Linked DNA regions of Homo sapiens: all the other regions are linked to region 2. A link is a contact called in ENCODE Hi-C or POLR2A ChIA-PET data. All regions are on one chromosome and are shown on one strand. The core of a region is the stretch at or near the end of the contact, and the rest is flanking DNA. Distances in the headings are between cores, read along the strand shown. Region 1 holds the start of EGR2 (early growth response 2). Region 2 overlaps JMJD1C (jumonji domain containing 1C). Region 3 overlaps REEP3 (receptor accessory protein 3).

The links. Hi-C counts contacts between places; a loop is a spot of excess contacts on that map. ChIA-PET counts read pairs that join two places held with the same protein, here RNA polymerase II (POLR2A). Pooled maps may share reads with other maps.
Region 1: a pooled map shows a loop between it and region 2 (3-fold over the local background). The contact joins the promoter of EGR2 here to the enhancer-like site in region 2. A Hi-C loop is called at or near these places in 1 of 168 maps with a recorded cell type or tissue (posterior vena cava) and 6 of 50 pooled maps.
Region 3: a pooled map shows a loop between it and region 2 (3-fold over the local background). The contact joins two enhancer-like sites. A Hi-C loop is called at or near these places in 1 of 168 maps with a recorded cell type or tissue (PC-3) and 5 of 50 pooled maps. POLR2A ChIA-PET finds 5 or more read pairs at or near these places in 5 of 52 experiments (BJ, CD4-positive, alpha-beta T cell, PC-3 and 2 more).

The regions. Positions count from the first base shown.
Region 1 is chr10:62,814,832-62,817,857 of GRCh38, reverse strand. It overlaps EGR2 (early growth response 2), which reads left to right and starts at 1,492. Exons shown (of 2, transcript NM_000399.5): 1 at 1,492-1,997. The coding sequence starts at 1,829. RefSeq lists enhancers at 1-11, 1-646 and silencers at 672-751, 1,042-1,471, 2,492-2,581.
Region 2 is chr10:63,173,014-63,175,885 of GRCh38, reverse strand. All of the region lies in intron 24 of JMJD1C (jumonji domain containing 1C), which reads left to right. Among named protein-coding and RNA genes, the nearest start is that of NRBF2, 41 kb to the right of the region's middle. Within about 2 kb of position 1,530, at least 2 of the 41 ENCODE cell types and tissues checked have a DNase peak (open chromatin) inside an H3K27ac peak, as active enhancers do.
Region 3 is chr10:63,571,911-63,574,792 of GRCh38, reverse strand. All of the region lies in intron 2 of REEP3 (receptor accessory protein 3), which reads right to left. Among named protein-coding and RNA genes, the nearest start is that of REEP3, 52 kb to the right of the region's middle. Within about 2 kb of position 1,317, at least 3 of the 41 ENCODE cell types and tissues checked have a DNase peak (open chromatin) inside an H3K27ac peak, as active enhancers do.

The DNA of each region.
Region 1 (3,026 bases), core at 243-2,742, 360 kb after region 2:
GGGCTGGGGCGCACTGGGAGGTAGAAGCTTTGCGCCCAGCAAGCCAGAACCTGCTGCTATTTGGACTTTGGAAAAGTTTTTAAAAATTGCTTTGGGAACGAAACAGAAGGGTTTCTACCGGGGTCTCGCAAAGTAAAACGAGTGGGTTGGGGGATGGGGATGGCGTCTTGAAAGTGATTAGAGATGCTTTCGGCCGTCACTGAGGACCGCGCTGGGCTCACCGAGGTGTTTTTTGGGGAGGGAGAGAAAATATTTATTCTAGTACGTGTATTCTGGCTCGGGTGCGGGCAGGGCGCGGTCCTGGATCCTGGGCTATGGGGGTCAGGGGGATTCTGTGGCTGCAGGGACCGGTAGTGAAGGTTAGGCCAGTGTCTTCATAGAACCTCCTGTCCAGCGAGCCCGGAGCCCGCTCTGCCGCCGGGACACTGCTGGCAACGACGGCGCGCGGACGCAGTCAACAGGGAGGTGTGTAGTGTAAGGTGTGTGAGCGGGTGTGTGAAGAGGGCAGCGGGGGCGGGAGTGTGTAGCGGAAGTGGAGCGAGTGTGAGTGTGTGTGTATGTGTGTCTGGAGGGGCAGGGTGAGTGTCCAAGCTTCCATCTGGACGCCCCCACGCAGCCGACCGCCCAGACGCGCCGGGAAGGGCGCCCGCTCCGCGCAGCAGCTGAAGGGGGGCGGGGAGCGCGCGGGCAGAGGAAGGAGGGTGTCTCCGGCTGAGGATTTCTCTCGAAGCTCCCCACAGTAATTCTGCTCCTCCTAGGGTTTACCCTCCCAGTCCCAAGGTGCCCAAAATACTTAAACAAACAAACAACCCAAACCTGTTCCGTTTTCGCTCCTGTATAAATAGAACAGACTTTCCAAAAAAGCAATACGCATTCACTCTTATCACCAGCCACTTCTTTCCACCAAGTAATTCAGAAAAAAGCAGTCAGCTTCCGTGAATGCATGTAGCTTTTTTTTTCTTCGCTGCCTCCTTTTGCTTGCGGTTTTGAGCTGCCAAGAAAGTGAGTAGGGGTTTGACTGTAGTGTCTCGGCTCCGCTCGGTTTCTTTCCGAAGTTTAATTTTCCGGAATGGCTCCCAAACAAGGGCTAGGGAGGCGGAGCCGCCGGCACCGGATCTTCGCCTTTTTTGGAAAGTCCCAGAGAACCGGAATTCCTCCCCGCCCCGGGAGGCTGAGCCGCAGCCTGGAGCAGCTCGCTCTCCTGCTGTGGCTGTGACTGGGTCCATGGCGCGCCCTCTCCCCCGCGATCCCTGCGCCCCGGACCCAGGCTGCAGCTAGGGCCGCGCGCCCGGGACCCCAGCGATCCCCGCCGCCTGCGAGCTGGAAGTCGCGAGCCCGGCGGAGTCCGCGCGGCCGAGCCCGTGTATGCAAATCAGCCATGTGACGGCAAAAGCCGCCTGGCCCAGCCCTGTTCCTCAGTCCATATATGGGCAGCGACGTCACGGGTATTGAAGACCTGCCCATAAATACTTAGAGCAACACTTTCCGTCTAACTGAGCGAGGAGCAATTGATTAATAGCTCGGCGAGGGGACTCACTGACTGTTATAATAACACTACACCAGCAACTCCTGGCTTCCCAGCAGCCGGAACACAGACAGGAGAGAGTCAGTGGCAAATAGACATTTTTCTTATTTCTTAAAAAACAGCAACTTGTTTGCTACTTTTATTTCTGTTGATTTTTTTTTCTTGGTGTGTGTGGTGGTTGTTTTTAAGTGTGGAGGGCAAAAGGAGATACCATCCCAGGCTCAGTCCAACCCCTCTCCAAAACGGCTTTTCTGACACTCCAGGTAGCGAGGGAGTTGGGTCTCCAGGTTGTGCGAGGAGCAAATGATGACCGCCAAGGCCGTAGACAAAATCCCAGTAACTCTCAGTGGTTTTGTGCACCAGCTGTCTGACAACATCTACCCGGTGGAGGACCTCGCCGCCACGTCGGTGACCATCTTTCCCAATGCCGAACTGGGAGGCCCCTTTGACCAGATGAACGGAGTGGCCGGAGGTAAGCCGCGTGTCTTCGCAGGCCCGGACCTGCGCGGCCCGGAGGTGGTGGATGGGGTGCAGTGGGTGTGCGGGAATCGCAGGAGAGGATTGGGGCTCCAGGTGGACGGTGCTGACTGCACTGGCTTTGAAGACTGGAAGTGGGTGCAGGAGGAACCTGCGACAGCTGAGACCAGGGCGCGCGGGCAGATGCGCCAGGTCGCCAGCAAACCGGCGTGCGTGCGCCCCGGCGCGCCCAGCCCCGGGCGAGCGCAGGGATGGGGGTGGAAGAGGCGTCCCCCCGGGTTTCGAGGCTTGCGTAGGCCCTCTGGCCGGCAGCACTTCGACCTCCCCTCTCCCGGGGCAGGGGCAAAGTGACGGTAAAGTTCGGGGCTCTCGGGGAGAGCTGCGCGCCTGGAGAGCCGAGCGGCGGAGAAGCGCCAGGGGAAAGCGTCGGTAGCTCCCTCCTGGGCAGAGCCGACCCCGGGAAAATCTCGGAGCGCTCCCTTCTTGCGGCCTGGAGGCGCGCCCCCACCTGCCCGCCGCCCGCGAAGTTGAGGGGGTTAGTAAGGCGGGGGCTCCGGCCGGCGGAGGCAGCGAGTGGGTGGTGGAGGAGGGCGCGCAACGGCGGGAAGCAGCCCCCGGACTGCCGAGGGAGGCCCGCGGGGGCACCGGCGACGCCGGTTTCCTTGGCGATGCTGTGGAAAGTCGTCTCTCGCGGCCCCCGCGCCTTCCTCGAGGCCGGGCCACTGGCCTTGGGCTGAGGCGGGGACGCGCGGCTGTCGGGAAAGGCGGAGAAGATTGGGAGGGCACGGAAACCTACGGACTCCTTCCTCTACATCCCCCATTCGCTCCAGCAGCCCTCGGCTGAAGCGCAGCGGGAGAGGGAGGGAGAAAAAGGCACAAGGCGCCGGGGATGGGGAGCAGCCGGGAAATCACCCACCCCCTTCTCGGGCTCTCCTCTCGGTTTGGCACCATCACGGCACTGACTGGGATAGGTCGATTCTTGGGTGGTGTTTGTCTTGGTGCCTCAGCCGTGGAACCCCCAGGC
Region 2 (2,872 bases), core at 281-2,780:
GTAATTTATATAACTGTTGATCCACAAAACATAAAAACTAAAATAAATACCTAGTTTAAAATACCTAATTTTTCCAGCACCGGGAAAAATGGCATAGAATAGATGCAGTGGTTATGGAGGGTGGGATTAAAAGTACACAGTGGATTCCTATAGGTGGAATGGGGCTACTACAGCCCAGGTTAACCCTTAAAATTAACAAGGTGTACCAGGGAAACCAGAAAAAACTCAAAAGCTGCTTTGCCTCAACAGTTGGTTCTCCACCTTTTCCACTGCTAAGTAATTGAGATGTAGCTGATGTATATTAGTTTACCAAGGAAACTTTCTCACATTTTATATAAGTATAGTCATTGACTGTTTTAGCATTTATGGCACTCTTCCATACAAATACTACTTAGGTGATAATAATTGCTTAGCTTTTAGGATGTGTCAGATTCAGGGTCAGATTTATCATTATTAGATCTCAAATGGCATTTATGATACAGTAGTAAAATACAAATGTCATAATAATAAATACCTTTTTCTCTATGATAATTTCCTGGAAAAAATGTATTTACATTAAGTGGTTATATTTTCCCATGGACTTATGATTATTTCAGAGATGTCATATTATTTATGTTTCATGTTTAATCTGGGATTCACCCTATACACCATTTCTTTGACTTCTAGACTCTTAGCAGAAAATAGCTAATCTGTATTCAAATGTAAATGCTCTCAAAAGAAGAGCCTATTTAAGAGACTAGTATTATAAATCTTTTTGTACATAGGAATAATCCTTTGATAATACAAAGTAGATTCCCTTGAAGATCTTTATTCACATATTGAATTTATCCAATGTCAGTTTTTATAAAGTTAACCTAGGTAGTGTAGTCATTTTTGTAAATTGAGATATAATTTGCATATAGTGAAATTTACCTTATTTAATGTATAATTCTGTGAGTTTCAACAAATGCATAGTTAGGTAACAACATAATCAAAATGTAGAACAATTCCATCACTCCGAAAAAATTCCCTCTTGCAGTTTTTTTTTTTGTTTTTTGTTTTTTGTTTTTTTGAGACAGAGTCTTGCTCTTGTTGCCCAGGCTAGAGCTCAGTGGCGCGATCTTGGCTCACTGCAACCTCTGCCTTCCGGGTTCAAGCGATTCTCCTGCCTCAGCCTCCCGAGTAGCTGCGGATTACAGGCATGCACCACCACGCCTGTCTAATTTTGTATTTTTAGTAGAGATGGGGTTTTTCCACGTTGGTCAGGCTGGTCTCGAACTCCTGACTTCAGGTAATCTGTCTGCCTTGGCCTCCCAAAGTGCTGGGATTACAGGCATGAGCCACCATGCTCGGCATCCTCTTGCACTTTTATAGTCAGCCTCTTCCCACCCAAAGTTCCTGCAACTAATCTGCTTTTTTGTCCCTATAGTTCCTCTTTTATGAGTATGCTGTAAATTTGGACTCACACAGTATGTACCCTTTAAGTCTGGCTTTTCTTAATGTATTTGAGATTCATTCCTATTGTTGTATTTATCAGTTGATTCTTTTTTTATTGCTGGGTAGTTGTATGAATATTTTTTTCATTTTTTAAATCCGTACATTCACCAGCTGAAGTACATTTTGGTTTTTTCCACTTTGGGGCAATAATAGATAAAGCTATCATAAACATTCATATACATGGTTTTATGTGAACAAAGATTTTTATTTCTGTTAAGTAAATACTGAATGGTGGGATTGCCTGGTGATACTATAATGTATGATTAAATTTAAGAAACTGCCAGACTATTCTCTAAATTGGTTGTTCCATTTTCATTTCCCAGTGCAGGGTTATGTGAGTTTCATTTCCTCTGCTTCCTCACTAGTGCTTGTTACTGTCAGTTTTGTTTTTAGACCATTCTAGTAAGTGTACAGTGGTGTCTCATGGTGGTTTTACTTTGTACTTTCTTAATGACTAAACATTGGGCATCTTTTTATATCTTCATTTGCCATCTGTATATCTACTTTGGTTAAATATGTGTTCAAATATTCTGTCTATTTAGCTGCTTTTTTTCTTACTGAGTTTTGAGTGTTTTTTGCCAATTTCTGATAATGTCTTTTATCTGATAATGTGTTTTACAAATACATTTTCCTTTCCTGTAGCTTCTCTTTTCAAAGAGCATTTTTTTTTCATTTTTCCATTTTTTAAAAGACAGTATCTTGCTCTGTTGCCCAGGTTAGAGTGCAGTGGCACAGTCATAGCTCACTGTAATCTCAAACTCCTGGGTTCAAGTGATCCCCCCACCACACCCTCCTGAGTAGCTAGTACTGTAGATGGACACCACCATGCCCAGCTGATTTTTTAATTTTTTGTGGAGATGGGGTCTTGCTGTGTTGCTCAGGCTGGTCTCGAACTCCTAAGCTCAGGCAATCTTCCTGCCTTGGCCTCCCAAAGTGTTGGGATTGTAGGCATGAGCCAACCCACCTGGCTGGTTTTTTCCATTTTGATGAGGTCCAGTTGATCAGTTTCTCTTTTATGGATGGTATTTTCATAGTATCTACAAAATTGTTGCCTAGCCCAAGATCACTCAGATTTTCTCCTCATTTTCTTCTAGAACCATTATAGTTTGAGGTCCTACATTTGGGTATGCAATGTAGTTCATCTTTGTATGTAGTGCATAGTATGGAGCGAGGTTCAATTTTTTGCATATGGGCATTTGGCTGTTCCAGTACTATTTGTTGAAAATACTACTTTTTAATGTTTTTCTTTTGAAAATGTAATACATAAACAGAAAAATTCAAAAGTATAAAAAGTTCACGGTGAAAATTCAGTATCTCACATTTTTCCCCCAGTTCCTTTTTTCCAGATGCAATCATTGTTACCCCAAAGAGATTCCATGCTTACACTTGTGTCCCT
Region 3 (2,882 bases), core at 68-2,567, 400 kb before region 2:
GAAATTAAGTAATTAAGAAATCAGAGAATCCAAAACAAGAACCATCACTGAGAAGAAATGCACACAACTCTAGGAAAGTTTGGGTCTGGATACAGAGTAAGAACACAGAGAACACCACACAAATGAAACAACAAGATAGTGAATAACACCAGAGTAAAGAATGGTAATGGCAGGATACTGTGGAGATCAGCTGTGAATAGTGTTTACATAATGAAAATGATTATATGACAGGTACTGTTATGTTTAAGGTACTGATTTAAATGCTTTATGTGCATTCATATAATTAAATAATATGTTCATTATTTACTACTACTTACTGATTAGAAAACTGAGGCACAGAAAGGTTAAATAACTTGTCCAAAGGTAGAGCTAGTAATGGGTAGGGCTAGGATGAAACCTAGGAAGCCTGTTTCCAGACATTGTGCACTTTACCTCTATATTCTATTGCTTCTAATTTTGTCTAAATAATATAAATATTGAATATTGAGCTAAACAAATTATACTGCAATGATTCTGGGAAGCTATAAGAACAGAGAAATATGCAAGTGTATAGTGGCATTGGGTAACTGCTAAATCATCTTTCGTAGAAGGAAGTTAACTCATGACGTCCATCTGAAAAATTAAGAAATAGCACAATAAGTATGTTATTTGGAATATGGCAATAAATGCTAAAAGATTCAGATAAAAGAGTTTGAACTAGTTGCCTCTAGAGAGTTAGACATAGGGATGGGAGCCTGGGGAACTACTGTTTTCCATAATAAGCCTTGGAAAACTAATTGACTTTTTACATTATAAGTAAATACAGCTTTGATAAAAATAAAAACTAAATTAGAATAGAAAATACACAGACAAGCAAGCAGCCTGACAAAACTAATTTTCAGTAAAAATCCCATCATAATCAGTAGGCTAATCTTTAAACTTTCTAAATTATTAAAACCTTTAAATGAAATGAATACTTTTTATCAAAATTATCAAAAGATACCTAGGAAACACTTCTTGAGAACAAAGAAAAGTTCTTTAGTATGTTTTTCCCCTTCTATTTCCACTCTAAAGTTAGCAGACAACTTCAGATTTCATTATCAATAAGATCTGTAGAACTGGCATGTGGTATATTTGTTCATTTTCATATCACCTAAATAGTCAGTCGAAAATTAGGTCACTTTCAAAAACCAAGTCAGCAGACTTTTAGAGGGCCATTTCTAGGCCTTTTAGAGAGTAATCTCCCAGCTTTTCCTGTTCTTTGTTCTTGCTCACAGTAAATCTCAGAACCAAATGTCTGATTTTGATTTGTAAGTGCTGTTAGCCAATCTTTTCATTGCTGCTTTCTCCAACATTCTTAGAATAAGAACACTGGTTTCCTAGAAAAGCTACAGCAATTACACACGACTTGGAAGTAAACACTCTATTTTCAAGTCATGAGATGGAATGAGCCTGAAAAAATTTGCAAAACCATACTAATTCTTCAGTAAGTTTACATTTCAATTACTGCAAGACTGAAAGTCTTTAAGTAGGCCATATCAGCCACACTATGCAGGAAATTATATCCTAGGAAAGCTCTGTTTTAAAAATAGGCAAAGGAAGAAAGGAAGGTTGCCAAAATACACAGTACTTTCCATTTGTTTTGATTTGAGCACAGCATCTGTTTTATCAGGTGCAATCTACCATTTGCAGGCTTAAGGGGAATGGTAGTAGTTGGGGGTGGGAAGAAGTAAATTAACCGAAAATGTTTGCTTTCTGAAAATAATTTTGAAGTAGATAGCAGTGAAATTTAGGTCATAACCAAATACCACAAAGAAACTGGGTTTTGGGATAAATGTTAAGACTGGACTGTATTCTCCCTAACCCAGCAGAATCAAAGCTGGTAAACTAGATCAATCCACTTAAGAAATGTACAAGCTATTAAGCACAATATTTGATATTTACTTAAAAGTCAACTTTTCTCATTTATTTATTCAAGAAATATTGAGTACCTATTATGCAGCAGGTACTGTTCTAGGTACAGGAATATAGCAATTAATAAAACAACAAAACATTCCCCATGGAGCTTATTCTGGTGGGGAACATAAACATATTCAAATAAAGAATATAACATCAGATACTATAAGGTGCTATTAAAAACATAACAGGGCAATATAAAAAGGTTAATTTTACTAAGAAAATACCATGTATAAAACAAAGAAAATTTGGATAGGATTACTGTATAGGAAAACTTTATGAGGACAGAGTTCTGATAAAACTGTTAACAGTCAGTTTAACAATGAGAACACGTGGACACAGGGAGGGGAACATCACATACTGGGGCCTGTTGGAGGGTCAGGGGCAAGGAGAGGGAGAGCATTAGGACAAATACCTAATGCATGCGGGGCTTAAAACCTAGGTGACAGGTTGATGGGTGCAAACCACCATGTCACACATGTATATCTATGTAACAAACCTACACGTTCCGCACATGTATCCGAGAACTTAAAGTATAATTAAAAAAAAAAAGTCGGTTTAAATTAGATGGCTAAGTTTAGGACTTAGCCTTGCACTGGGTGCAAGCAAATAATGTTCAAAATTTTTGTCAGAGTGAAATTAGATTGGAAATACTTAGAAGATTGTCAAGATTTAAGGGATTTTATTTTTTTTTAAAGGAGGAACTTTACAGAATTTTCAAAACCTTCTATTTCATTTTGAACCTCTTTGTTCACATGTGATTTCAATGCTGGTGGGTCCCGCCCTGGTAAGCTGCCTGATTGTCCTTCTTGGAAAATATCTATATGGCCGTGGCCCCCGAACGTCCAGCTTTGAATTAATCAGATGCATATTCACTGGCTGGTTGTGAAGGCTGTTTCAACTTTTACGTGAAGCTAGAATCTTCACCTGTGTTTCTAAAGGTAGCA